Linked DNA regions of Homo sapiens: regions 2, 3 and 4 are each linked to region 1. A link is a loop called in an ENCODE intact Hi-C map of the cell type or tissue named here. Cell type or tissue: endothelial cell of umbilical vein. All regions are shown on one strand.

What was found. Peaks named below come from ENCODE experiments on the same cell type or tissue, not always from the same donor. Only the 100,000 strongest peaks of a DNase experiment are listed, where the experiment ranks them.
Region 2: a loop joins it to region 1, with 6 times the contacts of the local background. A loop is called at or near these places in 4 of 110 quality-filtered maps.
Region 3: a loop joins it to region 1, with 2.5 times the contacts of the local background. A loop is called at or near these places in 4 of 110 quality-filtered maps.
Region 4: a loop joins it to region 1, with 3 times the contacts of the local background. A loop is called at or near these places in 7 of 110 quality-filtered maps.

What each region holds. Positions count from the first base shown.
Region 1 is chr1:41,807,386-41,815,385 of GRCh38, forward strand. All of the region lies in intron 1 of HIVEP3 (HIVEP zinc finger 3), which reads right to left. Among named protein-coding and RNA genes, the nearest start is that of HIVEP3, 110 kb to the right of the region's middle. In endothelial cell of umbilical vein, a CTCF peak has its summit at 4,751 (motif pointing right); DNase peaks (open chromatin) are centred at 4,816 and 5,206; H3K27ac peaks cover 1,478 bases.
Region 2 is chr1:41,950,856-41,958,855 of GRCh38, forward strand. It overlaps a transcript of HIVEP3 not described here. Among named protein-coding and RNA genes, the nearest start is that of HIVEP3, 36 kb to the left of the region's middle. In endothelial cell of umbilical vein, no CTCF peak of the experiment used is centred here; DNase peaks (open chromatin) are centred at 3,996 and 4,756; H3K27ac peaks cover 2,266 bases.
Region 3 is chr1:41,710,679-41,718,678 of GRCh38, forward strand. The region is part of intron 1 of HIVEP3 (HIVEP zinc finger 3); the gene reads right to left. Among named protein-coding and RNA genes, the nearest start is that of HIVEP3, 200 kb to the right of the region's middle. In endothelial cell of umbilical vein, no CTCF peak of the experiment used is centred here; DNase peaks (open chromatin) are centred at 3,163 and 3,403; H3K27ac peaks cover 1,498 bases.
Region 4 is chr1:42,143,298-42,151,297 of GRCh38, forward strand. No RefSeq gene overlaps it. Among named protein-coding and RNA genes, the nearest start is that of GUCA2B, 6.1 kb to the right of the region's middle. In endothelial cell of umbilical vein, a CTCF peak has its summit at 3,732 (motif pointing right); a DNase peak (open chromatin) is centred at 3,754; H3K27me3 peaks cover 2,222 bases.

The DNA.
Region 1 (8,000 bases):
GAAACCAGCATACTTCACCTGTCTGGAGTGCCAGACCCTGCCAGGTACAGAGAGAGAGACAGAGGGAGTGAGGGAAGGAGGGACCTGTATGGAGACTGAATTACAGGGCAGACACAGGATCCCTACAGAATCCTGCCAGGCAGTTGTTCCAATGTGTAGCGATAAGCAGTGACAGGGCAGAAATGGGAGGCGATTTTCCCAGCCTGTCACCTCCAGCAAGGTGTGAGCCAGAATGCACACGCAGGCCTGCGTGTCTCTGGGGCTGATGACAGAGTCACAAGGAAACAGATCTCCATAGCACAGCGTGGAAAGGGCCAATGCTGTTGGGTGAAAGATGCTCTGGGAGGTCAAGAGAAGGGCCAATTAACCCCATCTGGGGAAGCATTTCATGACGGTTGTGATGCTTGCCCTGGATCTGAACAGCACATGCATGGGAATAGGTCAGGAAGTCAAGGGGACAAAGATCAGGGCAAAGGCACCAAGGTGTGTAGTCATGATGGGGGGCAGGGGGAAGGCATCAGGAGGCTCCAGCCAAGGAGGAGGCTGTGAAGGAGGCACTCAGCAGCCCATGCTGACTTTCCTTATAACTTGGACCCCAGAAGTCACTGCTATTTCCAGAAAATTAGAGTCACAAATCTGATAATATTATCAACCACTAACAGGGCATCCACTATGGGCTAGACATTGTCCTAAGCACTTCATAAACACTACCCCCATTTAATCTTCACAACAACCCTATAAAGTAAGATTACTACCCCCATTTGGTAGAGATCAAGAACTAGGCCCAAAGAGGTTGACTCACTTGCCCAAGGCACACACCTCTACAAGGGGTGGGGCTGGACTTGAACCTGAGGCTCCAGAGGGCATGCTCTCCTGACCACTCAGCTGGGTTGCCCCAAAGACCACAAAATGCCTTTCCTGCTCCCCAGAAGGTCCAGTTCATCCTCTCCACTAGGCTGCAGGCATCTCCAGAGCAGGGCTGTGTCCTCTCCTCCTTCTATTGAGTTCCCCTACCTGAGCCTGGCCTTTGTAAAGAAATTTGACAGGCACATCATGACAGGCAGAATCCAGGGGAAGAAAGCACTTGTCACAGTCCAGTTTGGGCTGGGAACCAACAATTTGTTGACTTAATCAGGCAGATGCAAAAAGGTGTTGTCATGGTGGCAAGCTTTCTATTCCAGGCGGCCAGGCCATAATTAAATGTCCTGACCTGCACACCTCCAATTACAGCACAAGAGCTGGTTTCCCAGGCCTGTTAACTAGCAATTATAGAACCTTCCAGTGAAATTCCAAATCACTTAGTAAAGGTCAACTTCCTTTATTTATTTTTCAGATTTGGGGGTAGAAGTGAAATGGAATTATTGCCCAAATTATGTGTGACATCCATTACTTAAAATAGGTTTATTCAAACGGCCCATATGGAGCAAGGGATGGAGCCTGCAGTTCTTACAAGTTGTTATAAGGGATCTCATTTATGGAGCACCTGCTATGTGGCAGGCAAAACCACAGTGGCTTTAAATGTGTTCTATGATTTAATTCTTATAATAAACTTAAGAGGTAGGAATTACTATTTCCATTTTGAAAAGGAGTAAACTGAAGATCAGAAAAGTTAAGTAACCTTCCCAGGGTCATACAGCTGATGCTTCAGAATTCAGGATTTACAGCCAGGTCTGTCTGCCTCTGGACACCAGGCTCTTCCCATTACTAGGTGGTCTCAAGCTAAGTAACACAATTTGGGGTTCAGAGCACAGCTCCTATGTGTTGTGCAAGGAGTGCTGAGACCTAAAATATTCCCTTCTCCTGGCCTATCCATGAAGGCACAGTTGAGGCACAGGTCTCTTCCAGCCTCTGGGATGGTTACCATGTTAGGGTTAATAACCCTTCATTGTTGACGGCTCAGACAGCTTTTTATATTGATAAGAGAGACTTGGAACAGTGTGAGGACAGTAGGCCTTCAGAACAGAAACAGGTGGTACCAAAGACACGGTCTTCATGCCATCACTTGCCACGTGATGCCCATGGCAGGTGCCACTAATCAACAGTGACCCCAGGCTCCTTCTCAATACAGGTGATTCTTCCAATGCATTGAACTGGCCCAGGAGATGCAAATTGTTTTCTCTCTCTGTCTTAGATATATGGTGACCATATTTTCTGCATGCAAAATTCTGACATGTAATTCAACTGAAGATTATTTCCCTGATTTATGAATTTATTTATGCTTTACAAAAGCTAAAGTCAAATCACATTCCCCCATATATTTAACAAATCACTTTTAATGAAAAGAATAAATGCCCCTTAATCAGAATTGTCCCAGATGATCTAGGCCATATGGTTGTTACAGTTGACTGTGGGTGCAGATCCTGGGCCTGTGCACAAAAAGACACTCAGTAAACACATGGGGAACAAGTGAATGGGAGGAGGGTTCAGATGAAAGAAAAAGGGGAAGGTCCCTGAGAATAAATCTGCTGACATCACCATCTCGCCGAGTCCATGCTTGACTGGGGACTTTCCTGAAGCTATAAATTACTTTTCAATGTCTCATTCCAGGAGAGAAATATCCAAACGACATGTCCATCTGATGAAGAGAACAGTGTACATGCACACACCAGATGCATGTGGGTGCAGCTGCCCAAATTGCAGCCAGTCAAGTTTTATACCTGACTGGCATAAAACTTAATCAGGCTCCAGTGTTCAGGGCCAAAAGCCACAACAAACATTTCAAAGTCAGGCCTCACCCTCCATCTCACAGATAGTCCCCCAGCTGCCCACAAGACCTGGACTGATTGGGTAATTGTAGAAATCCACATCCAAGAGGTTGAAATGGCAGAACTGCTATGAAGCTTGTCCCAGTTTTTCGATTCTGCCTTCAGGCAGCAACAATCCTTTCAGTTGCTTATCTCAAATAACTAAGTCACCTCCACTGAAGAAGTGCGATCAACCACTTGTAAGAAAGCAAAACTCCACAAGCATCCTAGCATCAGGGCCCACTAGTTGACTCCAGGATGAGTGCAATGATCTCTCCTGGGTACCAAGAAGACTCCATCCAGAGAGAGGGCAGATAACAAATGTCCATCTTAGGTCCCTTGCCCCCCATCCACCATCTCCTAGTCCCTGGGACCTCCATCTAAGAGGAGAAGCACCAGCCTTGGCAATGGAAGCCCACACCAGTAGGGGCTGGCCCCACACTGATCCTGGTAGGTTCATGCTTATGCTTCTGCCTCATGCTGAACTAGTGCATGCCTCAGCCCTTTGGAACCCCTTGGAGCTCTCCAAGGTACTGACCCTCATTCCTGGCTGGGCCCCTAAAAACAGTGTCATGGTGAAATGTGGTTATTTTGAGTTTATATATGGTTACAGTCTTTTAAAAAGAATCAATTCAAAATAAATTTGGCTTCACTGTTGTACCTCATTTTAAGAAGTAGTTTTCTAACTTTTCACCTCCAATTTATAGTGTGGATCTCTTTAAGAAGCCAGGTGGCCTATGTGGCATGTGGCTTATGGATTTGCCTGTAATGGCCCTGAAGCCTTTGACATCACCAAGTCCTCACTCCTTTGGATCTTGCCTGTCCTATTTCTTGGCCTTGTGCCCTTCCCAATCCCTTCCTATCAACTGCAGACTCCTAGGATGCCCTTTTCCAGCCCTTACAGGGCACTATGATTGTTTATTGACCAGTTTATTTCCCCCATTGGCCTGAGTCCTCCAATGACCAGATTTTTTTTTTTTTTGTACCTAATGCAGGGTTTGTGTCACCTGGGTCCTCAGTTGGTGTTTATTGCCCAGTGGGCAGCTAGTGAATAGTCTCCTGGGTGTGACCCAGGAGATCTTCCATCTCTTAAGCCCTTGGCTTTTCCTACTCCCCAAGGCCCACTCTGGCAGCCAGCCAGGTGTGCTGTCCTCCCAATGGTAGGAACAGTGGTCTGTGCTAGTCTCCTGCTCATAAGAAACTTCAGGATCCATGTCTTCTGCTTGCTTGTTTGTTGTATTTCCTAGAGGAAAACAGTCTGGTGTTAACCTTGGGTTTTACTGGCTACCTCACCCCATAGAAACACAACAATAACAACGAATGCTTCTTTGAACACCATTTTTCACTATTCTAAGCATTTTATATGCATTAATTATCAGTTACATTTGCTGTTAGGCAAATGCTACCACATCCTCTTTTTACAGATAATGAGGCAGACAGAGAGGTTATGTGACTCACTTGGGGCCGCCCAGCTGGTTAGTGACGGGCCCAGAGCACCCTCCAGAGACACTGTCCTGAACCATCGTGCTGTGCTGCCACCCACTGAGCTTGGAGCACCACGGGGAGGGGGTGGGGAAAGGCGAAACGTCAGGAGAGGGTGAGAAATGGGAATTTGGAGGCATAAAGTCAGGAAAAGGTTGAGTCCTTTTTATAATAAATTCCTAAAAGAGGGAATACGAAAATCGCAGTTGCTGTAGTTGTACAGATGAGTCCTTATCTAACTCCATACAATTAATATAAAGAACCATATAATTAATTTACAACTGGAAAAAAAAATACTTTATTCTAAAGATGAGCAAGCAGAGGCCCAGAGAAGCCCCCGAGTGCCCAAGTTACAAAGAAGAGTGTCCAGAGGCACTGGCTTAAGAAGACAGAAGGCACTCAGTTGAACCATTTTTACAATGGTATAAAGAACCCCCAAGGTGATATTTTAATAAACAAAATGACCCAGGTCATTAATCTCTCTGCTGCTTTGAGACATACACAGGTGCTCCCAGGGCTGAGGCTGTGGAATCCCAGCCAGCTATCCTCTAGGGGGAGCTAGAGGCAGTCCTTCCCTTTAAACAGGGCCTTCATTAAGCAAACTTAACAAACACGAGGAGCACAAACAGAAACCTCTTTCTCAGCTTGCAACGGACAGATGTTTAATAAGATGCCATGGGCCGGGTGCAGTGGCTCATGCCTGTAATTCCAGCATTTGGGGAGGCTGAGGAGGGAGGATCGCTTAGGGCCAGGAGTTCAAGGCTGCAGTGAGCTATGACCATGTCGCTGCACTCCAGCCTGGAGAACAGAGCAAGACTGTCTTAAAAACAAAACAAAACAACAACAAAAACAAAAAAATAAATAAGATGTCATGGATATGGAATAAATAGAGGATAAAGCCCACTGAGGAAATGCCTGAATTCTAGACAATCTCAGCAGCTTTCTTGCATTCCTCTGGAATGACTGGGCCACATCTGTATTGTGTTCCCATCTGGACACTTCATTTTAAGAGTGATAGTGACGCATTTATCCTGGGAAGGGAAATTAGCAAATACCAAGGCTGGTAGGGGGTGGGGGGGGACCTGGGCTGCTCACCCCAGAGAAGACTGGCCAGCTGGGCTGCGAAGCCACCACTCCAACAGTTCCCTGTCTGTGAAAAACAGAGTGTCCCCTTCCCTGAGGGTGCACTCCTCCTTGGGGGTGGGGGGACAGATAAGTTAGAACTGCCAAGGTTCTCTGCTCCTTAAATGCAGCCTAGCAGGATGGGTGGAGGGGGTGGGGGGCGGTCCTTGCAGCACTCAGAGCCAAGCGCTTTCTGGACCTGGTAAAGTGCCTATGCACTCTGGGGCCTCTGAGACTCCTACAGCAAGAAGGACCTTAGCTGTCTCCAGGCCCTGATCCAACCACTTCATTTCATTTTATCTATTTTATTTTATTTTATTTTTGAGATGGAGTCTTGCTCTGAAGCCTAGGCTGGAGTGCAGTGGTGCGATCTTGGCTCACTGCAACCTCTGCCTCCCAAGTTCAAGCGATTCTTCTGCCTCAGCCTCCCAAACAACCCCTTCATTTTCGAGATGAGGGCTCTGAGGCTCTGGGTTCCATGGCCAGTAAGAAGCAGAAGTGGGACTGGAGTCCAGTCATGCAGCCCCCCATCACCCTATCTAGTCCTCTTGCCATTTGGCCCACAGCCTCCACCAGCAGGAGCAACACTAGGCGCCAATCTTGCCCTGTCTTTCTGGTGATCTGGAAACAGTCCTATCATGGCAGCTGGAAAACAGTGGCTCACACTGCTGCCAGGCAATGTTCACCAGCTGGTCCTCCTCCCAAACACACTGGCAAGACCTAGTGACACACAGGGTGCCTGAGAGACTGTGCACCCACATACCGCCTTGCAATTGTCCATCCCCAGCCATTAACAGGTGCGACTTCTCTCCGCAGGACCACAGTGGATAGAAATCTCTGTGGAAATCTCCTCTTGGCTGCTAGCCATAGAGGACAGATCTTCTACGCCAAAGGGAGAAGGCTGAGAACCATAAAGCCATCAAGTAGGAGGGACCATGCAGTGCTCTCTGATGCCCAATATGTAACCATAATACATGAGAGACCATTAAAGGAGAAGAGCTGGGGAACCCCACCCCTGCCCCATGCCATACAACTCTTCCTAAACACAGGGTCTTCACAGCCAGCCTCGACAAGAGACACATGTAGAAGGGAACCATGACTAGCCATTCCACAGACCAGACCAGCACAGCCTGTTGTGGTGGAGACAGTAGCTTCTTCCCCAACCATTCAGCACTGCGGCCTGGGCTTCCTCACCTACAGATGTCTAGGGCTCTGATGCCTTCCTGTAGTTACCCACAGCAGCCCACAGCACTGCCCTTTCTCAATCTCAGCCTCCTCCCCACCCCTACACGGTCCATCCTCCAGTGGTGGGGGCTTCATCTCCTGATGGTCTTGACCTTGGGCACTCTTATCTTGCTGTCCAAGGGAAATCCCCAGAAGACACTGAGTAATGAGAGCTGAGAGAATGGGACCTTGCTTTTAGGCCATGGGTGAAATTCAAGCCCCAGTACGTCATGTCTGTGAGGCTTGTGGAAAGCTGGCTTCTGAGTGAGTGTCCCTCAGCCAGCACTCAGCAGACATTTATCTGGCATGACCTCTGCGCTCACACTGCCAGGGCTGGAGTGCAGAGCCACAGGAGAGTGGGGTCACGTGGGGACAGTTCTTCCCCTCTCCCTACCCTGTGCTGTATGAACTATATCCATCACCTCTTTTAGCTCTCATGCCACCATGGTGGTTGGTATGTTCCCATTCCACATATGAGTAAATGTAGACCCATGAGGGTTAAGGGAATGGCCCAAAGTCACATGGCTAAGATGCAGAACCAGAACTTGAATGCAGGCCCGGCTTCCCTAAGGCTAGTGCCTGCCACCAGATTATAGCCATGAATCTTGCATAACCTGGGTGAAACGCTTTTCCAAACTCTATTTCAAAATTATGAGTTGGCCTAAAATATGACTCCCACAGCATGCTAATCTTGTAATTACTATTCATTTATGACCACTCTCCATTGCATTTGCAACTGAAAGCTTTATTATGCATTAGTGTGTTTCGGTTCCACAAATATTTATGTTTCCATTCCACAGGTAAGAATAGGTACCCAAGAAATTCTTTTCCCCATTTTAAAATGGAGAGTTGCTCCTTTATGAAAGCATTCCTTTCAGTGAATCCATTTATTCAACTGCCCATTGATTCAAAAGCATTTACTGAGTGTAAAAGGCATACACGTTATATGCATGATATGCAAAATCAGCACTGCTCTGGGTTTTGGAGATACAGCAGTAATCAGGACAGATAAGGTTCCTGCTAAAATCAAACTTAGGTTCTAGCAGAGGAGACAGACAGTAAATAAGTAAATAAATAAATAAGATGGTTCAGGTAAGAGGTGCTATGAAGAAAGTAAAACAGGATGGCCTGGGGATGTAATAAGAGGTAACATCTGAACTGATACCTGTTACCTGCTGACTGAAAAGAAGTCAGCCATATAAAGATTAGGTGAAAGAAAGTTCTAGGCAGAAGGGGGTCAGGTGCAGTGGCTCATGTCTGTAATTCCAGCATTTTGGGAAGCTGAGGTGGGAGGTTACTTGAAGCCAGGAGTTCAAGACCTGCCTGGGCAACATAGTGGGACCCTTTCTCTACAAAAAATAAAAATTAGCTGGGCATGGTGGTGCATGCCTGCAGCCCCAGCTATTCAGGAGGCTGAAACAAGAGGAT
Region 2 (8,000 bases), 140 kb after region 1:
ACAGAAAATGGTCTTATTGGTCCATATAAGTAAAAATGATACTTTGTTAACAGGGAGATATGTTCTTGTTTAAACATGTAATATATCTGGCCAGAAACTGAAGGCATATTGAGCTAGTCAGTCACCATTCTAACCACATTTGAACTTTAAGGAAGAAAACTAATTAGAATGCAATCCCCTAGTTTCTGCTCCTGACTGTGCTGGAAATCCCCACGTTTCTAACACATAGCTTTGCTTCTGTATTGCCACTTAGAGAGTATGGTGAGACACATTAAAGTCTTTGACCATAAAAGCAATTAAATACTGAAAGAAGAAGGGGGCATTTGAAATGCCCTTCTAAGAATTATTTAAAACATGGAAAACAAGCTTACACTTCTAGCTATGATGGAGTTGCATCTATCCAACTCATGGTGATAGAGTTCATAACATAATGTTTAGGGGAAAAGGCCAAAAAGATAGCACACTGTATGATCCCATTTATATAAAGATTAAAACGAGACAAAATTAGAGTATGGCAATATAAGCCTAAATAGTGTTTATGTTTGATGGGTGGCAGACAATGACTGAGAGAGGGCACAAATAAGATTTCTGGTGTGCTGAAATTGGGAGTGATCTCTTCTTGTCTGGGTGGAGATGAGAGAACAGTGTTCATTTTATGTAAATTCTACAAACTGTAAACTTACTATATGTGCACTTGGTGTGTGTATTAGTCTGTTCTCATGCTGCTATGAAGAAATGTCTGAGACTGGGTAATTTATCAAGAAAAGAGTTTCAATTGACTCGCAGTTCCACGTGGCTGGGGAGGCCTCAGGAAACGTACAATCATGGTGGAAGGCACCTCTTCACAGAGCAGCAGGGGACAGAATGAGTGCCAGTAGGGGAAATACCAGATGCTTATAAAACCATCAGATCTCATGAGAACTCACTCACTACCATGAGAAAAGCATGGGGGAAACTGCCCCCATGATTCAATTACCTCCCACTTGGTCCCTCCCACAACATGTGGGGATTGTGGGGAGTACAATTCAAGATGAGATTTGGGTGGGGACACAGCCAAACCATATCAGTGTGCATACAATATATTTAAATAGTAAGTAACCAAAACATGTAGTTAGAAATAAATTACGTGAACAACTAGACATTCCCTGACAATGGAGGTGGCAGAAACTGGACTGGAAGATTCTGAAGGCAGCTTTCAACTGCATTTCACTTGCCCTTCCATAAAGCAGCAGCTCTCCTTCAGGGCTATCTTCCCTGAAGATACATTCTCTCTAGCTCATCTGTCTTCTATATCCAATTTGGATTTTGCAACAGAGAGTTAAATTTATTTTATCAATTTAACCCCTAAGTCAACATATTCAAAATCAAAATCTTCATCATCTCTTGCTTCTCACTTCATGAATTTCCTCCCATTCTCTATCACAGATAAGAGGGTGATCAACTTCCTCAATGTTTAATGTAGAAATCTCATCCTCGCTGCACCATTATGTGATTCCTAGTTGTCTCTCCAAAATCTTCCTCAAATTTATGCCCTCTTCTCCAACCACATTGCTTTCATTTTCTTTTGTTCATTCATTCATTCATTCATTCATTCATTGTGAAGTGTGTAGTGCCTGCGAGGCCCTTCAAGTGGGGTTAAGGATCAGCAGAAGCAAGTTACTTCTGGTCCCTGATAACCAAAGCCCTTGACTTTCACCAAAGCCTTGACATTCCCAGTTGCTTTCTATGTAGTCTCATGAAAGTTCCCTTCCCACTTCTCTCCTCCCTCTCCACTGCCACCAATTCACAACTCTCTTTTCCAGCACATATACCCTTTACATGTGTATATGCACATGCATGTAAAGGACATGCACATTATTTAAATAAGCAAGACAAGTTCATTAAAGATAATTTGGAAAATATATAAAGTAACAAAAGGGAAAAAATCCTATTATTCATATTACTGACACCCAAAGATCGTGTGATATAAAATATCATTTATTTTTAAATGATGATCATCTTTTTTAGTATACAAGTCAAATCATTCCCCTCTTTTCTTAGAAGGTGTCAAGTCATTCCACTGCCTATAGGACAAAAGTCCTTCTCATGAGCAATCGACTCAAAGCCCTTTGCAGTCTAGGCACAGCTGTCCAGCTGTTTTTCTGGTGTCTTCTCTAGTCCCCTGCCTGTCCCCAACTTTGACACATGGGTCCGTGACACTGCTCCTGGTTATGGGCTGTGGATACTGGATCTTCTGTGTTCCTGTCTCTGCTCACATTGTTCCCTAGGCCTGCAATGATCTTTCCTGACTTCCTCAGCCTTGAAAACTCCTATTCACTTTTCAAGACTAGGTTCAAATTTCACTTCTGCTGGATCCCACTTGTGTGACACTTGTCACTGTGTGCTGTGATTATGAGGGAGGCAGCGGCAGAGCTGTTAATAATACTGACTCTGGAGTCAGACTGCCTGGGTTCAAGTCAGATCTGTGGCCTGCTAGCTGTGTGACCTTGGGCCAATTACTTAATCTGTCTTTGCCTCAGCCTCATGTATAAGAGGATAAAATGCTAAAACTCTTCTCAGAGTGTTTCTATGAGGATTAAATGAGATGATCTGGTTAAAGGGTAACTTAGCACAATGCCAGGTACATAATGAGTCCTCAGAACATGTTACTTCTTGTAATTGTCAGATGTCTGCCTCTTCCCTCCTAGACTGTGCACATCCCATAAGAAAGATTTCTTACTTGAATTTGTAGCCCCACCCCATGCTCAGTTTGGAGTAAGTGCTTTATAAATGTCTGAGAAATGAATGAATGAGTACATGAATGAATGAGTGAATGATCTGCCAAATCTTCCCGACATACTCTCTTGCTCTACATACTTTTATTGTTAAAAGAAACCAAGGAGGAAAATTGGGATAATGAGAGGAAGAAGGAAGGAGATGCAAGAGAGGGAGAAGGAGAAGAAGAGGACAAAGAAGAGGAATACCAATGAATTGCCACTAATAATAATGGTATTTGACTTTTGTTTGCACAAAAAAACAGGCATCAATCACAGTACCCAAGGCTGCAGCAGCCCTTTTTTCTGCTAACTCTTCAGAACCCAGAACATATTGGCCCTTACACTTAGTGCAAAGCTCAGTATTCCATTCTGGCCTTTGGGGAAACTGAGTTGTGTAACTGGTTCTCTACCCAGAGAGAAGACCCTCAGATGGCAGACCACCCGAGGTGACACATCTAAAAGGACTGCGCAGGGCCCACCCGCAAGGTTCCAGGACATGGAATAGAAGAGTGTGCACCAGGCATCCTATGCAGGGCATCAGCTCATCCTCAAATTCCCCAGGACAGATGCAGCGCTGGATGTGTGGAATATTTAAAGGTTCCCTTGCAGCTGAAGTACCTTGGCAAAACCTGTTTTTACTGACTCCAGATATACTGGCTTCTACTTCTGTTCCAGAGTCAGTGATAAACCCCCAAGAACTCATTAGTACTTTCTAGCATGCATAAAAGGACAGTAAGCCTTTGTTTTGCTGATTAGGGAGGCCACATACATTTTTAAAAACGGATTATTAAGAAATAAATGCCAACCTTTGCAGAAAAAAACACATTTCTCTCTGTCTCTCATTGAAAACCAAGGAGGCCTTCAGAGACTTCACCTTGGCACAGGCCAGGTGGTTTCACCCCACCCTGCGGGGTCTGGCTCCAACCTGGCAGCTGTTTGCAAGGACAGGCCAGTCGTCATCAAGGCCCTATGTCTCTGAGCAGGGGGTCATGGCCATTGTGAGTCAAAACCCACACAGAGAACACTGGCCTTTCTGATGCTGGCTGCACCACTGCCTTGCAGCTTTCTGCAGAGCCATTAAACCATGAACTTGGAAGTCAGTCAGGCCAGGGTCTGAACTCCAGCTCCTCTGCCTACAGGCTGTGGCCCAGGGCAGGTTGCTTCATCGCTCTTAGTCCGAGTCTCCTCATTTGTGAAATAGGGGTAATAATAGTATCTATCTATCTCTCAGCGTTGTGGTCAGGATTAAAGATAATGCACAGAAATGGTTCCACAAGCTTGGGACGTGAGTCACACTCGGTAAATGATATCCATTGTTATTATTCTTTAGGAACCATTTTCTCAGCTTCCAGGTTTTTTTTTTTTTTCTCTAGTGTTTCCACTGAGAAGATCAAAATTGAGGCTGGGGAGGCTGAATTGAAAATTATAACATCTAATTGTTAGGAGCATTTTCAATGTTCCATGCACTCTGTTGGTAGTATTTACATGTTTTATCTCAGTTAATCTTCACAACAACATATCAGCCAGGTACTACAATGAAACCCATTTTACAACAGGGAGATCCAAGGGTGAAAGAAATAAAGTAACTTATCTTGGGAAAGAGGTAAGGAAGGAAAGAAATTGCTTGGTAGACTGGGTAGGGGTGGGGTGGGAGCCGTTTTAGAAAAATTGTGATGGAAAAAAGAAAGGGAATATTAAGAAGTGTCTCTGTGGGTTATGAATTGGTTCCCTCCTATGTTCTTTCAGAGGCACAAGTGAAGACTGGAATTCTTTTTAATTAGTAGCTCCATCATTGTTATGAGACCACCTAAGTTTAGAGGGCATAGTTAAATAGGAGGAAAGTACTTTCACCAGAATTGCAAACTGTGTCCTACAACAGCACACAAAAAAAAACCCCTCATATTAAAACCAACCACAACAATGACCTCACCGTATTAAGTCCTGTGATGCATCCTGCCATGCAGGGCACATCCTGAAAGGGGAGAAGAGGCAACTAAGGCCTCCAGCTACTCAGCTACACTTAACCACAGTAATCCACCCCTAAGTTTCTCCTGGGGCACAGTTCCTTTTTGTTCTCTCATTTTTGTCCTTTCTTTAATAATGAACGTGTGACTCAGAGGTTTAATGAGTTACCCGGAGAAGTTAACCAGAAGGGAAGCCCATTGAGCAGAGGCATAATTAAAATTGTGAATGGACAGAGGAATACAATCATTGTGGGAGACAGGGAGCACAGGAATGACTCACGGGTTAGGTTGCTTAGAAAAGGGCCTCCGGGACTTAAGTTATTTCTGGGGAAGATCTGGAAATTGAAGGAAAAATCTGGAACTCTTCTACAGTCAAAAGATAGAGAGGCGAGCTGGGACCTCTCCTTTCACTCCTGAATGATTTAGGCTTGTAGCCGGGACTCACTTCCAGCGGAAGGTGAAGAACAGTGAAGGCTGAATTCCCCAGGGAGTCATTACCTCCTCTGGTGCTAACACCACAAGTGTCTAATGTCAACTACTTCTTGGTTTGGACGTTTCTTATAGCAAATTATAACAGTCAGGAGAAGGGAAAAAGCAACGACAGCATCATACTGGATTTTCACTCTTTAGCCCAAACTCAGAAATATTTTGCATCTGTTGAGGCCTGACAGGCAGAGAAACTAAGGAACATAAGCACACACTGGAGATGGGGCTGTTGTAGTTAACAGAAAGTCTGCATGCAAACTTGAGGCCCATTATCTGTTTCGTGTATGAAACGGTCCAGGGTGCTGTGAGTTCTTAGGAGAAATGGAGGCTGATCCTAAGCAAGAAAAACAATACTCCCTAGGTCAGGATCTCTGTAGAGCACCAGCCACAGAAAGCACTTTCCACCTAGGAATCTATTCCAAGAATTTCTGTAACTAAAGCCAGTTCAGATCAGCCATGCTAATGGAGCAGCAGTACAACTTCATCCCAAATATCACATGGTCTAAGTATTAGGATTTATTGTCTTATTTCCATGCTTGTGTTGATGCTTGAAGAGGGCCAAGATTACCCTCTCTTTCCTCCTGGAATACAGAGGCAATCACTTCAGCAATGTGGAGAAGCAGCGATGAAAATAAAAAGAGACAGGAGCCCAAGTTAGGTATGAAGTTTGAAATCCATTTTTAATTTTGTTTGAATATAAGCTTATATGGTTTTTGAACAGCGCTGGGAGCAAATTATTGAAGCTACAATATGAACCATGGAGGAGAAGGAGTTGGAAGGTGCTCTCACTTTCAGATCTTGCTCATTTAAATAAATCCTCCAAACTCCTTTGTCTATGCTCAGAGTGGACAAGAAGTGAATTGCTTGGGTGGTCTAAAAGACCTTAGGATGGGTGAGAAGGAGCCTAAAATTTTCTTTTAGTCAAAACTATATGTTTATTTTGTAAATATATGTATGCATATATTTGGAAGTGAAATTAATATATGAAATGAATTATATTAGCATGAAAGGGCTCAGTGATTTATTTTTCATCCTTACTCAATAGCACCAAGGCAGTAATTTATATTTTTACTATACTTTCTTAAAGTCTACCTCCCACTAATCTGTAAGCCACTATAAACAAAAGTTAAAAGAACTGTCCAGAGTCCCAAAAAAACTAAAAGTTTTGCCAGAATAATCTTTATACAAATAAAACTTCATTTTATCAAATAAAGTAGAATAAAATCCAAAACTGTTACTATACTCATCCTGATACAATTCCCCCAAAGTCATAATTCTCTAAGACACTGCTAAACAAGTAGGGGTTAGTTTCTCATCAATAGCTGTCAGTAAATAGAAAACTATTGAGCACAGCCCTAGTCTAACACAGTGGAGCTGAACCACTTGGGGTTAAGTCCTGGCTTCCACATAAATAGCTTAGGCAAGAAAATTAACCTTTCTGAGCCAATCATGCCCTTTATGCTCTATAAAAGCATCTGGGAGAACATCATCATGCAAGGACAAACTGGGCAGAAGAAAGAACGAGGAAAGTTCAACGTGCAGTGATCCCTACTGTCTAGATTGGACATGGAAAGAAAGCTCAGAACTCTAGTGGAGGAGGATGATTTCAGAAGGGCTTGTTCATGGTCCAGATCTATTCTTAGCTAAAGGATAAGATGAATACCTAAAAGGTTATAATGCAATCCAAAAATCCTTCTAGATTTAGCCAACTCTCAGTCTGAATCACTCCCTGAGTCAGGGTAGGACATGGCACCAGCTCCCGTCCTTGAACAATGCAGTTACCTGAGTCAGAGGCTATTTTGAAAAGCTAAAACTGATCTACATCTGGCATTTCAAGGGCAAGCCAATTCACCCACATGCAATCAACCACAGGTGAGTTTTCCTTCTATTCATAGATATCCTGGAAATAGGCCTGAAAGTGTAGAAGAGGCAATGTGGAGAAGCAGAGTTTGGCATATATGGACTCCCAAACCACTATGAACTAGCTCTGAGACTTTGAAAAGTTATTCAATCTCTCTAAACACAAAACGTCTCATCTATAAAATGGGTAGCAGAAAAGACTGCCCATTTTGAGTGGCACCCAGGGCAAGAAAGAGCTGCGGCAGCTCCCGGCTGCAATACAAGCAGCCTTGCCATTTGGGCCACGTGACCAGGCACATCTCAAGGCACTAATGGCAGCTGTGGTGAATGAAGGTGCTGTGTGGTGCCTTGGGCATGCTCCAGTAGTGCAGACCCTGAGGGTTCAGGAGCGAGACAATGCCATTGTAAGTAAAGGATTATACACCATTCTGAAAACAGCTCCTGGTAGTTATTGAAACTTGGTGAAAACTGAACATCTGAACATGAAACAGCAAGTGACCATATGGGCAGAGCTGTAAATCTTGAACTAAGTACAGTCAGATCCAGCAAGTCATAAGGTCAAGAAGGCCCAGCAACAATCCTCATAAAGTAGAAGAGGTACACCCCAGGTTTCACATGAGCAGGGCCGGGGGTCACAAGCTGCAGGGGCAGATGACCAGGCCCACCCCCACTATGTCACTCACCACTGTTGCAGCAACCCTTCTTCCCTCCTAGATCACAACTATGGCCCATTCCTGGATGACAGAAAAGGAAAAATCCCAAGGCTTGGCTTGGCTCACAGATAGGTCAGCTTGCCTCCCAATGGGCAAAGCTTCAGGAAGCAGGACTGTTCACCCACTTTGCATGAAGAGAAAAGTGGCCCGTGGTAAAGACAGATGTATACAGACTCATGGACAGTCGTGCAAGGCTTGGATGGTGGGTCAGGGGCTTGGGT
Region 3 (8,000 bases), 97 kb before region 1:
AACTATGTGTCTGTCTCGTTCCCAAGGCCAAGCACCCACCTTATTCCTGGGCACTGGTGCTGTGTCCTGCCGTGGCCTCACACCCCAAGCCTGACTCCCCAATCCCTGTGGCCGTGCAGCAGTGGTCACCATAGGATGGCGGCTGATCATAGCTTCTTAAGGACCTGATTCCTGCTAGGTTCTCAGCTAAGAATTTGACATGGATTACTCCACTGACTCCCCAAAGAGGGCCTTATCGTATAGTCACCATCGCTACTCTCACTTTACAGATAAGGAAGCTGAAGACCGGAGAAATCAACCAGCTTGCTGAAGGTTGCTTGGCTGGTAAGCGGTAGTGCCTCGAAGATGTCCCTGAGTCAGCCCTTTTCTCTGGACTCTCCGCTCTGCTGCGGGCCTAGACTGCAGTCCCCACTGCCACCCACCGGGCTGGCCTTCTAGTGCCCTCCCTTCCCTTTGCGCACTATTGGTCACAAGTTCCTGGCTTCTCTCAATTAGTAGCCCCAGGCCTATGCCTGGCCATGATATCTCCTTCAGAGAGGGGTGAGATTTGACAGGACCCAGAAGAACAGGCAGAGGGTACGGGGAGGCCAGGAAGAGGCCAGAAATCAAGGCTGGTGATTTGCAAATGCAGAGCCCATGGCAGCATCCATGGCGTCTACTGGTTCCCTCTCCAGCTCGCTCACTGGCAGTTGCTGGGCTATAGCTTCATGGGCTGATGGTGGCCGAGCACCACCACCACCCAGCAGACACTAAGGAGCACGGTGAAAAAGCCTGGGCTTTGGGGCCAGACAGTCCTGTGTTCAGATCCCAGCTCTGTCCCTTAGAAGCTCTGCAAGTTTGAGGAAGTTCCATGGGAAGGTGATCTCTTTGAGCCTTAGACTTCCAAGCAATAAAATGGGGTTGATAACACCGATCCTGCATAGCCTTTGTGAAGACATATGAAAAGCATTTGTCAAATGCCCGGCTTTCGGTAAAAGCTGGTTCCCTTTTATGCCTTCTCCTCGTCCTTCCTGCTACCCCTTGGAGCTGGCTGTCTCCCGATGCCAGAGACAGGCTCTCTGTGTTGAGCGGCCCGAGTGGTTCCAACGATGCCCACCACGTGGCTGGCAGGGGCCCGAGCACACTCGGCACACTGGAGATAAATACAGGGTCCAGGCACCTGACTCTAAACAATGGGCTATTCTGGGGTTTTAATTGCTCATAAAAGGGAAGGCAGGCTCTGGGCGGTGACCAACCTTGGAGGTCAGGACATGCATTGGGGTGGCAAACAGGGCAGCAAACACACCAAGGTGCAGGTGCAGAAACGCCAGCCAGCAGGTCGCTAATCCCAGAATGTCACTGAGGGAGGGTGGCTAACAAGCCTCTAGGATGATTACCCTCTCAGTGTACAAATGGGGAAACTGAGGTCCGGGGAGGAGAGCACTTTATTCTACTGCTTCAACAAGTACTCATCAAGCACCTGCTCCAGGCTGTGCTCCGTGCTCTGCCTCAGCATTTCACTGCGTGAAGCAGAGACAGATTCGACACATGCAGTTACAGTGCCCTGCGACAAGTGGCAGGAGAAGCAGGAACAGGGCCATGGTGATATGAAGGAGGCATGCCGCCCTAGTCGCATGCACCATTCATTCCGTAAAGATGCGCCCACTGCTTGTGCGCACCAGGCACTGCTCAGGTGCTGGAGACACAGCCCTGGACGAAGGCCAGGCCCTGCCTCTGTGGGGTTTCCAGTCTCCTGGCAGAGAAAGGCAGTAGTATAAATGAAGAGGTAGAGAATGTAACATCAGGGTGTGTAAGCACCGAAAAGGAAAACAAAGCAGGGTAAGGGGACACTGGGCACCTGTGGCTGGCCGATGGTTTAGGCAGATGGTCAGGGCCGATGCTAACAGTGACAAATTAACTTTAGCACATGAGATGCGCAGGACAATAAAGGCTCTGCCCTTCTGAGTGAAGAGGGAAACCAGCGTCCTGAGCTGACCTGCCTCAGGGGTCTCAGAAAACCAGAAACAGAGCCACAACCTGTCCCAGGTCTCTTGTATCACAGGCCAGAGCTGGTCCCCTGCATGGCCCGGCAGCCCCTCCCTTCATAGACACCGTTCCTCCCTCCATCCTCCCTGGGGAGAAGCAACAAACTGGTGCCCTCCCAGGCTGGAGGCCAAAGCCACCAGGCCTTTTCAGCCATCACCTCCTTCCTGGCCAGTTGCCCATGCTGGCCTCAGGCAGTGGAGCCTGACAGGAGATCCTTGGCCTCCTGACACAGCGGGGCAGGCTTGTCCTTCCCTCTGCCACCTCCCACCGATGTGGAAGTCTTGGTGTCAGACACACGTGGTCCTTCCACTTCTGAGATGTGTGACCTTGACAAGTTCAGCAGAGCATTTGTCAAAACTGGATGCTGGGCCATTCTCACAGAGCCCCTGGGAGGATTAAATAAAGTAAGAAATAAAAGGCCCCCAGGAGCCTATGGCCTGCAGCAGGCTTGGTAGGCACGGACACCTTCCCCTCTTGCAGTGTCCTCCCACCCCCGATCTGCGCCCCAGCCCAGAGCATCACTCCCTCTTCTGAGCTCCCACTGCCCTGAAAGCACTTGTTTTCTCTTTCTGGGTCTGCTCTTTGTCCCTGAATAGGACTGCCAACTCTCAGAGAGCAGTCTCTGGCTTCTGCAAGTCCCTGAGCCTCCTGCCTGGGGCTCAGCTCAGAGAGTCACATGCAGTCGCTGCTCAATAAATGTTCTTCCAAGTAGCTTTCAGCCACGAAAGTTTAACTTGGAGAATAATGGGGCATGTAGAGCTCTGGATTCACAGTCAGCCTCTTTATCAGCTAAATGACCCTGGGCAAGTTAACTTTTTATGTAAATGAGGATAATCACCAAATACCCCAAGGTTCTGCAAAATTATATGGTGATTTTAACATTATTGTTTCCATTATGGAATCATAGGTGGAGACAAGAGTCTATTAAATTTGTAACCTGGTACTACAGTTCTTCCCACAACATCCAGCCCCCTGGATGTTCGGCCTCTACTTGAACTCTCCAGTGACAGGGAACTCACTACCTGCTGGGCAGCCCATGCCATGTTTTGACTGCTTCTGAGCATTAGAAACTTGGCTTTCTATTGTTTTAAGACCTGCCATGCTGAGCTCTGGAATGCAGGGAAATGAGTGGGTGATGAGCAAGCCTGGGGGAGGGGCTGGAGAGAGCTGCAGGATGATGGTGGGAGGGTGGCAGGGAGCTGAGAGCCCCCCGAAACAATGCTGCTGGTCAGTGGGCCACAGGCTGTCAGCTCCCCTTCCAAGAGAAGCTCCTGATAATGGTGCCTCATCTGCTCATGGCTTCAGAACCTGCCAGCCCTTCCAGAAGACTGCCTCCTGCCCAGGGCTGCTCAGCAGCTGGACTACAGGGGCCCGGGTTCTCAAGCCCTGATGTATGATTTATGACTCCGATGAGCTCACCAGCTCAGGGAGGGAGGGTGATCCGAGGGGAGGCTGGAAGAAGGCTGGTTATGGATTTTAACCCTCTGATGTTACTGGCTGGGAATTTAACATCAATAATTCAAGGCAGTGGGGAGCAAGGGATGGGAAAAAGGCAAAAGAGAGAGGGAGGTGGGGATGGAAAGGGAGAAAAGAGGAGAAGAAGTGGAGGACGGGAAGAAGACAGGAAAAGAGGCAAAGATGCATTTATTGAGTGTTTCCCATGGGTACCATGCCACCTTCGCCTCCTTTAGCTCATTTAAGACTCACTGAAATCTATGAGGCAGATACTGTCACCTCTAATGACTGGATAAAGAAATTAATGCTCCAAGAGGAAAAGCAAAGATTTCAAGGACAGCAGGGGGGATGAGGGGATGGGATTTGGATCCATGTTTGCTGATTCCAGAACACGGGTTCTTTCTACTACACCTTGACTTTAGAGGGTAGCCAGGTCAGGGGACACAGAGGGTCCCTGCTGGCCTCAGGACACCTGGCCCCAGCTCACACTCTGGGGCTGACATGGGGAGAGATGAGTCTGAAGGGCTTGGCCCCTGGGAGAGAAACCAGCCACTGGCCTTCTGGACAGCACCAAAACTTTGTTGCTGAAGCTGAAAAAATTAACTGCTATATTTAAAAGCATTGTTCAGTTGCTATGGTAACAGAGGGGCTAAGAATAATATAAAAAGAAGATGATATGCCAGGTTGTCACTGGCAACCCAATTTTAAGGGTGTGTGTGTGTATGTGTTTTAAAAGGAGTTTTCTGGGGGGAGGTGTTGAGGTTCAGACTGTCTTCCCCACTCCCTCCGGCACCATCTGCCCCAGCGACATGTCCAAGGTGCAGCCAGGCCTGGCATCTCACTGGTCTGCTGGCATCGGGGGAGCTGGCACACCCTGGCCCTGAGCCTAAAGATAACGAAGGCTCTCAGCTCCCTAACTGCTGTCCCCTCCTGGCAGCCCCCCACTGCCTGGGCTGCTTCCTTCAGCTGCGGAACCCCAGCCGGAGGCACCTCTCAAACAGATGGCCCCCAAATAGCTTCTTCTCTCCGACCTGGGAGCTTTCAGCCAGCCTGGCAGACTCCCTGGGGACCACCAGGGAAAACAGATGGTCAGGAGAGAAGAGCAGGAGACAGATTTATTGATCTGCAGCATGGATGTCAGAGATAGGAGGCGGCTTGGCAGATCTGGGCATGGGGCTGCCCTACTCCCTGACGTGTCCTGGTGAGACATGCCAGGTCCAGCCTGAGTCTTCAGCCTGGGCCCAGGCGACCTGAAGGGGACCCACGGCAAGCCTGGGGAGGGTGGGAAGATGGATGGGGACTGGGGGTCCTCACGCACCAGCCAACTGTTTGTCAGGGCTGTGATGGCAGCACCCATGGGAACCATGGGAAGAACTGGGTGGCAAAAAGACAAAATCCCCAAGGCAGTTTATTGACAGCCAAGGATTAGAAAGAGGCCTGGTATTTTTACTGTGTCATGGTCATGCAATATGAAGGAGAGTTTTGAAATCAGACTGGGGTCCCCAGGCCGGCTTTGCTGCATGCTACCATGTGACCTCAAGCCAGGCCCTCAGCATCTTGGTGCTACCATAGGGAAAATGAGAGTGACCCTTAGGACTATGGTTGGGCCTCAATAAACTGAAGTTTATCAAACACCAGGCTTCATGCCTATAATATCCTCAGCAGGCAGCCCTGTCTGCCAGGAGAAACCTTCACCTTAGCATTTCTCTATGTCAGGCCCAAACCGAAAGCCACAGAGGAACTTGCACATATACACAGGGAATGAGACACAGTGAGAGGTGCCTTCACATGGAAGTGGACGGTGGGGCCCCGAGCAACCGATCATGCCTGGAGTGGGCAGGGAAATCTGAAGGAAGAGTTTGAGGTAGTCCTTGAAGCAGGAGAACGGCAGGGTGACAGAAGCACACTCCATGTGGAGGAAAGCAGCAAAGGCCGGGCAGGGTGCAGGGAGCACAGGGAGGGCTTGCTGAGGGCAAGTCTTAGCCTCTGAGGCCAGAACCTACCAGCAAGGTGGGCAGGAAGAAGGGAAATGATCAGAGCTGGGTGAGGCTCGATAGGGAGGCTGGCTGGGCTGGGTGAACCCAGAGGCAGGGAGGCCCATGGGGATGCTGGGCAAAAGTCCCAGCCAGAGATAAGGGGGCTGGGCCAAGGTAGGACAGTGCTTTACAGTTTACAAGGCGTGGCCATGTCCATTACCTCATTTATCATCACAGGATGGAGAGAGTTTGCTGCCCCACCCAAGCTCTCCCCCCATCACCACCTATCAGCACTTCCCACAGGCTGGGGGCACCCACCATGTACAGAAGGAGCTACATCTAGATTCCTGAGCATCCCCTAGAAGTGGAAGAGTCCAGAAGAGCTGGGGGGCCCCGATGAGGGTGAGATCTCATGAGTGGGTGTGGCCACAAAGGGCTTCTTGTAGGAGGAGCAGTGGGAGGGCCCTCTGGACAGACAGCATGCTTCAAACAAAGCTGGGGGATGGGACAGGTCATGGTGCATTGGGAAATAGTCCCTGGACCCTGCTGGGAGAAAGCAGGTTGGGGATCCAGGCAGGTCTGGGTCACGGAGGGCCCTGAATTCCAGCTGAGAGGCTGCATCCTCCTGCAGGCAGTAACAAGCCGTGGGGAGCTCAGAGGGGCTGGGGCAGGAGAGGGAGATGTGAACGAAGCCGGTTAGAAGCCAGGCTGCATCAGACACCACTGCCTTCCTCCTCTCTGTCACTCTCAGGCATGACTCTCCTTCTCCCCTGGCTGTCTGAGTGCCAGCAACAGAAAGCAGGCCTCAAGCTGCACGCACGTTGTGGAAGACGAGTATGTTTACTCAGCAGCACACAGCCAGCTCTGCCCAGGCCTCGGCCTGGCAGTCTTCTCTTTTGGGGAGAGCTGGTTGCCCTGTGTCCTGCTCTGAGGGCACGCAGTTGTGACCTTGGTTTCCCATGGTGAAGGCACCCAGAGTGGTACCTGGGGGAAGGTTCTGGGTCTCGTGGGAGTTCAGGCTGAGCCAGGAGAGAGCTGCCCAAGTGGCTCAGCATCTGGGGACCAGAACTTGGGCAGGGGAGGATCCCATGGAGCTTGCATTTTCCGACGCTCTTTCCCTTATTCCCTCCAACCAATATTTGTTGAATACCTACTTTGTGTCAGGCGCTATTCTAGGCGGTGAATCAGACAAGAAAAACTCCTGTCCTCTTGGAACTTAAATTCTAATAGGGGAAACAGACAACATTCAAACAAAGAAATGTTGTCAGGTGGTAATGAGCCCTATGAAAGAAAATACAGACAACTTGAGAAAGGAAAGAGAAAGTGACTAGAGAAGGTGCTTGAGTTGATGTGATCAGGGAAGGCTTCTCTAAGGAGATGAGGTTCTAGGGGTGACATCTGAGCAAAGGCCTGGGTGAAGTGAGGGAGCAGGGGCACAAGGATTTCAGGCACGGGGTTGGTACATGCAAAGGCCCTGAGGCAGGAATAAGCCTGGTGTGTTTCTCTGACTCCTTGTCTAGTGCTCTTGGGAAAAGAGAGGCTCAGGCAGGTTAGGTGACTTGCCTGGAACCATGCTGCAGATCAGTGGCTGAGCAGGACCAGAGGCAAGTTTTCTGCCTGTTTATCCAGGGGTCGCCCACCATATGTGGACTGGGCACATTTCAGGCATGGACCCTGGCCAGAGGATGGACATTGACTGTAGGGGAGGGTGAGTCAGTCATTCAGTCAACAAACGCTGACTGAGCGCCTAGCTCACGGCAGGCTCTGGCTGTGCTGGGCCCTAGCACACAGCAGGGCACCCATGGATGGAAGCGCATGTCCCCCTGGAGCCTGCATTCTAGTGGAGATCAGAGATTATGGGGATCATGGGATTCCAGGACCCTAGAATCTGTGGCCAGAATCTGGAAATCCCAGAATCAGAATGACCGGTATCTTAGCATCCAAGGATTCGGAATCCCCCAAGCACGGCTTCTCCATATGGGAAATTGGCAGGGCCCTTCAGCGGCATCCAGCCCATTTTAAAGAGGGGTGGAACCAAGGTCTGGTGCACTGAATGTCCCACATAGGGTGGCCAGTGGTGGAACCAGGGCCTTTGCCAAGGAGTCTGGGCTTCTGGGGCAGTGAGGCGACTGTGGGCAATGGGGATGAATACAGGCTTAGGCCAGACAGACTGGCCGTGGGTCTGTACCCTACGCTTGCTATGTCGTGGAATCTTTCTAAATCTCAGCTTCCTCATCTGTAAAATGGCACTAAGATGGCATCTACCTCAAATGGTTGTCGTGAGAATTAAGATAATCTACGTAAAGTGCTTAGCATGGCAAATGCTTCTAACACTTGCTGTTGTGCTGGTAATTATTAGTGAGACTTCAATAACACTGGTATGAAGTGTTAGATGACAGAGATTGAACCCTGCTGGAATGGGAACAGCGGACCTGCCCCAGCCACCCGGCTTAGCATCCCACAGAGGATCTGCCCAGGCGTGTCAGCTGATGGGAATAAGGGTTGTTTCACTCTCACCTCCAGAGACAAACATGGTGTGTGTGG
Region 4 (8,000 bases), 340 kb after region 1:
GGAGAAGTGAGATGCAGAAGCATTTAATGCACTCTGTCTACCACGATCTCCAGCCCAAATATGTTGATTCAGGAACCCTGGCTCCTGCCACCTGAGGAGCCTTGTCATCACAGGAAACCACTCAATAAAAGGGGAAAATAAGAATGGAGGAGGCACGTGGCCTCTTAAGAGCCTTGAGCTACAAGTGGCACACATCACTTCCTCTCACATTCTGCTGATGAAAACCAGTCACATGACTAAGCCTACCTTCAAGTCCCCAGCCAGACAGCTGCTTTCCAGCCACAACTGTTTAGTTTGGAAGGGCAGATCAACTTTGATGGACAATCAGCCATCTCTGCTGCAGGGAGTGACCCACCTGGTGCTACCCTAAGTTCCTAAAGGAATGAGGATCAGAGTAAGATTTTTCTGCATCACAGCACTGCCGCAGGCAGAAGTGATGGCAAACCCTTCATCATAACCCGAATCACCTGCCAGATGTGTCAAAGAGGCACCAAAAAATAGCACATGTGCTCAGGCATTAGTCTACACTAAGTTGCTGCAAAGATGCTTGTCGTTGCAGAGTTAACGCAGCAGAGAGAGAGATAGAGACTAGACACATTACATTGTTCCTGGACTCCACCTCCCCTCCTGAGGCCACACCCAAGTACCCGGTGGGACATATGTGAGGGGATCCCCCTCCCCGGCCTCAGACTTCCCTCTCCCACCTCCTGTGGAGGCTGCCAGCAAGCTCTGGGCATGCCCAGCCCGTGGAGAGAAGGAATCCCAGCAACCTCTGCCCTGCCTCCCTCTCAGAACGATGCCCCCAGGAACGTGAGTCTCTGGAAAGCCACGGGTCGGCTTGTCAAGCCTCTCTCCAGAAAACAGAGACATGAAGTGAATGCCAATGATCCCCACACCCGTGAGGAGGGGGATGCAATTATAGAAAATTCTGCTTACAGTTCAGATTCAATATTTGGAAGGGATAATCCTGAAATAAGAGATTGCCTGATTTCTTTCCCAAGCCTGTGAATGGTTCATTAGCTCCTATTTGACATTTGATGGTTCCATCTGATTGGCTTTATTGTGGAGTTGGACTTTAAGAAAATCCCCAAGACAGAGCAATCAAGTTTCACAATGATCCCTAACTGCAAATTTGAAAACACAAATGGCAGCTGCGTCTTGGACATCAATCCCATGAATGCGGTGGGGGATTTGTATTTCATCCCCACTTAATGAAACTCAATCCTGCTTGGCAAATCGGGGCCCCTGACTCAGCAGTTAGGATCTCCTCTGCAGCTCAGCCCGGGTGCTGCAAACAAAGAACCCCCAGACTTGAACATCAGCAGAGATGCGGTGCATCCTGATCTTGGGCAGGGCCACTTAGGCACTGGGGCCCTGGAGGAAGGAGAGGTCTCTGAGGAATGTGCAATTGAGGCTGTACTCTCTAGAGGATGCAGTCTAACTGTGGAGGTGGGTCCCTTGCACCAAAAACAGAAGCAATAAAGACAGCAGATGTTCAATTCCATGGTGGGGGCCCAAGGCTGCAGGAATTCCCCAGAAGGGGAAAGTAGGAAAGGCTGTGGTCTGGGCGGGCTTCCTGGAAACATGATGTTTGCAGAGGGCAGAGGGAGGCAGCCCAGGCAGATGTCAGCAAAGGGCTGGAGGGTTCTGCTCAACAGCTCCCCCACTTCCTGGCTGGAGATGGTGCCCCTTCTGGATTCCCACCACCTCCTCGGCTCCCCCATTTGCTACGTGGGCATTGTCCTTATCTGTGCATCTGCCACGTGGCGCGGTCCTCATCTGTCCTCTTCAACCACAGACCCTTTGCAGGCAGGGATGAACGTATCCATTTCTGAGCCCTGGTGCCCTACAGGGACTTGGAACCCAATAAATATTTGATGGCTGAACGGAAAATGGCACCTAACTGTATTACATGCCCTCAGGTCATTGTTATTCCTGCGGGGGCGGGGGGTGGACTGGCCTCCTGGACCATCTTCTGTGCCACTTCTTTGAGATCAGGATTCCAGGAATCCAGGGCCTTCCATGGGGCAGTGTTCGTGGGAGATGAACACTCAATTGTTTTCTTTAACCCCTGGAAGGGACGTTCCAGGCTGGAGGGGACGAGGGGATACCTCTGGAGGATCTCAAACGTGAGGAGGGCTTTGTATCTGCTGACCACCCACACAGGCCCGGTGTGTGGTGCTAGAGACAGCCAAGGTGGCCTGCCCCTCAGAAGCAGGTTAGTAGCCCTCCCTGCGCTTTAGGGTTCTCTCTGTAAAAAGGGGGAAGTTCCATGCTTCCTGGGGCTGTGTGAGGAACCCGCATGTTCACACTTTTGCAGCCTTGAGACCACAGATTCCCAGCAAGCACTTCCTGGCACTACTGCGCCTTCGTTCCACCCTCCTCACTGACCCATTTCAAGGCAGAGGTGTCATTCACGTCTCACAGTGCAGGGCACAGACACTCAGAGAAGAGAACAACTTGTCCAAGACCCCTCATTCGTGTGGACCTCTGCTGTACCTGACTCCAAAGCCCCAGCGCCCGGCCGGCTGCTGGGCGAGACAGGGAGTTGAGGAAGGGCGATCCTGCTGGCGCGGACGGTGTGGGCTAGGCGCGCTCCGGGTCCTCCGTGAATTCCCAGTTTCCAGGCAGCTGCGCCCGGGCCCGCCTCCCCGAGTCGGCCCCCACCTCTGCACGCAGAGACCTCTCCTCACCTCCCGCCCGGCCAGATCACAGGGCCGCCGAGTCAGATGGGATCCCTGCCCCCATCAGCCCTTCTGCACTGCCCAGCACATATGGCCTCCCTCCCAGCCCACCCACACACCACACAGCCTCACATCCGCACGGTCACAGACACACTCACACACACAGCAAAAACCACTCGCACACGCTCCCATATGCCACTCACACACACACATCCACGCACACAGGCTGACACAGGCTCACACACACATGCCCATACTCTCACATGCAGATACACACACAGACACAGAAAGCACTCCCATATACACATACTCCCACACACCAGCACACGATCCTCACACACAAGGACACACAACACGCTCCCCTACACACACGAGAGCACTCACAAGTACACACGAATATACACAATCACTCTCACATGTGGACACGCGCGGACACGAAAAGCACACCTGGATACACATGTTCCCACGCACATTCTCACCAGGGCTTGGGGCATGTACACACATGCTCACACACAGATACAACCCCCACCCCCACCACACACACACACACCTTTCACACCTGCCGTGTGGCCATGGGCGAGAAAGCCGGGTCAGAGCCATGCACCTCTCCTCCTCACAGAACACTAGGGCGAAGCTGGTCTCTGGGGGCCCCGTGTCCTCCTTGTAGTTCTCCCTCTGCCCTTGGCTGCCCCCAAGACCCGACTTCAATGCAGGTCCCACTTGGGGCCTGAACTTCCTCCTCTCCTCCCCTCAGCCCCACTGTTCACCTCCGCATCTCCTCTCTGCAAACCCCAGGACTCGGGCATTAGCAGGAGCTTTTCGGTAACGACCCTGCACACCACCTCCCCTCCCCGCACCCCCAAGGCGCATCGCTGATGCTGACTGTCACGGTCATGCTGGTAGGACCCCCAGGCGCAGACACGGGGACAGGGAGGCTCTCCGTTACCCCTCAAAGCAAAGCGCAGAAATGACTGCTCACCCCATTAACTCTCAAGGTGGTGCCTCAGGGAAATGGATTAGGACTCATTCCCCGTCTGCAGTCTTCCCTGCCATCACCAGGGGGCAGCCCTGATTCACATTTGTGTTAAATACCTGTTACCCAACCCCAGGCCAGAAAGGTGTTACACCTTGGAAGCATTCCTGTAAACAAACCTGACGGGTGTGTGTGCGTGTGTGTGTGTGTGTGTGTGTGTGTCCGCGCACATGCTTATGTAACAAGGTCAGTACAATATGGGTAGACTGGGAAAGTAAGTCAAAGGGGAAGACACAGATTGAATGAGCTTTAGTACAGTCACTGATGTTGGAGCAAAGTTTGGTTCTGAGTTTCCTGGTGACCATAGCAAAAATAGAACCACTCGTTAGATCACCCACCTCTCCGGGGAAAAACCAAATTCATCTGGAGGGCTTCTGGGAATTCTATCACATCTTGGTTTATACAACTCTCCCTACAGAGTCTTCCAGATCAACTGTTCATGTGTTGATCCTTCCTTAAATTTTTCATCTCTCTGTTTTATGCTTTGATGTAAAGTGATAGTTAAGGGCATTGGGTCCACTTTCCATCCTCCTATCTTTTCTTGAACTCATTCCAATCGGGTTTTCATCCTCCCCACTGTTAGAATTGGTCTTATCAAGGTCAGCAGTGACTTCCATATAGCCAAATCCAAGGACAATTCTCTGTCTTCATTTTACTAGAGCTAACCACATTTGACCAAGTGAGCATGTTCTTGCTCCTGAAGCCCTTTCTTCATTGGGCTTCAAAGACGCAAGTCTCTTTTTGTTCTTCATCAACTGTTCCTTCCCCGCCATCCACTCTGCTGGTTCCTCCTTCTCTGCCTCATCTCCAGGTATTACAGTGCCCTAGAGCTCAGCCCTGGGACCTTTCCTCTCCGTCCTGTCACTCTCTCAATCCAGTTTCAGGTCTCTGAGCACCAGATACACTTGATGACCACGCTATCTATATCTGTGGCCCACTCCTTTACTCACATCTCAAACAGGCATCTCAAGCTTAATGTGTCCAGACCCAGCTCTTGATAGACTCACCTGACATGTTCCTTCCCATTTCTCATCTCAGTAAATGGCAGCACCAATTGACTTGGGGCCACCATAGAGTTGTCCTGGACTGCTCTCTTCATTCACTCTTTCCATCCAAGCACACAAAATCTGAGGCCTCTGGCTTCAGAGAATCTCTAGAATCCAACCCTTTCTCATCATCTCTATTCCCACCTCCCTATCCAAGTCACCAAACTGCCCTGTGGGCAGTGGTTTGTCTGTTTTGTTAAGTGCTGTATCCCATGCTAGTACATAATAGGCTGTAAGTTAATCATTTTTGATTAAACAATCGAATGCCCTAGGGGCTTCTATGCACACAAAACACAAAAAGCATTCTGTTTCTCAGTAAACAAGTGATTTCACAACTATGAAAACAATAATAACATACATTTTTTGAACACCTACCACATGCCAGCAAGATGCTAGATGAGGTGATTAAGGCTCAGAGAAATAGGAAATGGCCAAAGGCTAAATATCTAGTGCTTGGTGGAATAGGTACTTGAATCATATCCATTTATTCAATTCATCCAGTATTTGTTGAGCACCAATTATGTGCCAGGTATTGTTTTGGGAGAATAAAACTGGCAAATTCCTTACTCTAATAGAAAGATGCAAGAAATGAGATGTGTATATATGACAGGTGCTATGAGAAAGAAGAGAATTAGGAGTGATGGGGAAACTCTCTGAGGGAGGAAGATCAAGAAAGATCTCTGAGGCAGTGGCATTTGAGCAGAGACCTGCATGAAGAGAGGGGTGAAGAGCAAAGACCTAAAGGTAAATAATCTTCGTGTGTTTGGGGGACCTCAAGGAAGCTAGGGTGGCTGAAACTCAGAGAGTGAAGGGCAGAGTTTTTGGAGTTGAGGTCAAAGATAAAGATGGGATGCCAAATGGTCCTTGTAGGCAGAAGCCTTTGGGTTTTCCTCTGAGTGAAGTGGAAAGCCACTAGTAGGTGTGAGCGGGGGAGAGACATGATGATCTGACTCAGAATTTAATAGGATTCCTCTGGCTGCTACATGGAGAAAGGCCTGGAGAAGGTCCAGGGAGATCTGTATGGATGCTTGCGATGGTTAATTTTATGTGTCACCTTGGCCAGGTCATGATGCCCAGCTGTTTGATAAAACACCAGTCTAGATGTTGCTGTGAAAATAATTTTTATGTGATAAACATTTATAATCAGTAGACTTTGATTAAGCAGATGACCCTTCATAAATGGTAGGTGGGCTTCCTATCCAATCAGTTGAAAGCCTTAAGAGAAAAGACCTTGGGAGGCCAAGGCGCGTGGATCACCTGAGGTCAGGAGTTCGAGACCAGCTTGGCCAACATGGCAAAGCCCCATCTCTACTAAAAATACAAAAATTAGCTGGGCATGGTGGCGGGTGCCTGTAATCCCAGCTACTCAGGAGGATGAGGCAGGAGAATTGCTTGAACCCGGGAGGCGGAGGTTACAGTGAGCCGAGATCACACCACTGCACTCCAGCATGGGTGACAGAACGAGACTCCATCTCAAAAATAAAATAAAATAAAATAAAGGCTTTCTTCAGGAAGAAGCATTTTGCCTCAATGACTGCAACATAGGAACCCTAAGTTTCTCACCTGCTAGCCTGCCCTGCAGATTTCAGAGTCAAGACTGCAATATCAAATCTAATTTGAATTTCCAGCCTGCCAAACTTCCCTACAGATTTCAGACTTACCAGCTCAGCAGTCATGTGAGCCAGTTCTTTAAAATAAATTTAGTTAGATGACACATAGATAGATCTATCCAATAGGATAGACGTGCCAGGTATTGTTTCAGGAGAACAAAACAAATTCTTTACTGTAATAGAACTTACATTCTAGGAGACAGAAAGATGCAAAACTTTAGATGGATATGTATGACAGGTGCTACGAGAAAGCAAGTTAAAAGAGTTAGGAGTGGTGGGAGAAGCTCTCTGAAGTAAGATTTTTTTCAGTGTGATTAACATTTACAATCAGTAGACTTTCTAGTAAGAAATATATATCTCTATATAGGATGTATGTGTGTGTGTGTGTTCTGTATCTGTGTGTGGGTGTGTGTGTGTGTATGTTCTGCTTATCTGGAGAACCCTGCCTAATATAAGGCTATTGCAATAATCCATTCAACCTGTGATGATAGCTTGAACCTTGATCATAGCAGTGGAGATGATGAGAAACGGGTGGAATCCAGAAATATCTTGAAGGTAGAGCCAACTGGATTTGCTAGTGAATTTAATTTGGCAAATAAAAAAGAGACATCAAGGATGACTCCCAGATTTTTGACTTGACAACTGGGTGAATGGTAGTACTATCAACCGGTATGAGAGGAACTGAGGAGGCCGGTAGATAAATGAGTTTGGGATTGAGAAGAAAGGCCAGGCTATGGAGTAAACAGAGTGTTGATGGTATTAAAGCCCTTGTGATGGGATAAATCGCCAAGGGGGTGATTACAGACAGGAAGAAAGACGTCCAAAGACAGCCTTGGTGCCCCCTGGGCACTCTAACACCTAGAGGTCAGGAAGAGAAGGAAAAACCAAGGAAGGAAGCTGAGAATATGGAGCCAGAGAGATTGGCAGAAAATGTGGAGAGTCCCAGGAGTCAAATGGTGAAAGCACTTTACTCCAAGAAAGATGGAGTGGTCAGCTATGACAAATGCTGTGGGGAACTGAGCAGTTTGGGGCAGGGAGAGCCCTGGGCTCTGGGCACCATAGCAGTGGGCACTGAGCAGCGAGGCCAGGGTAGAGAGCGGAGCTGCCCAAATGCACATGGGCAAACTGTCACCCACCCCACATCTGTGATTGAGGCTTCCACACAGGGTGAACTCCAGGCTCTTGTGACAGTCACTTCCCACATCCCTAAAGAAGGAAGTGCCCTGATAATACCACGTCAATGCACATGGGCTGGCCAGGGGTAGCGTCAAGGATTTGCGTCTGTGGCCAAGTTGGTTGTGATGGATGGTGGGTCATTTAGAAAGAGATTAGGAGGAGGTGGGTTTGACAAATAAACTTGAGTCATGTTAGGCAGATAGGGAAGTCATACCTGGTTCCCAGGGAAGACTGACACATGACGGGCCCTGGCTGGAGGAGCCACAGGGCGAGGAAAGGACAGACACCATGGCCAAGGGGCCCCCAGACCCTACCGCTATGTCCCATTGATGTGGGGGTCAAGGGAGATGAGCTTCCTCTCGTGGAAAGACCATAGATTTAGGTATCAAGCAGCCTCATAACAACCTCAAACACTGGAGACGTCACATTATTTTTACAAATGAGAAACTGA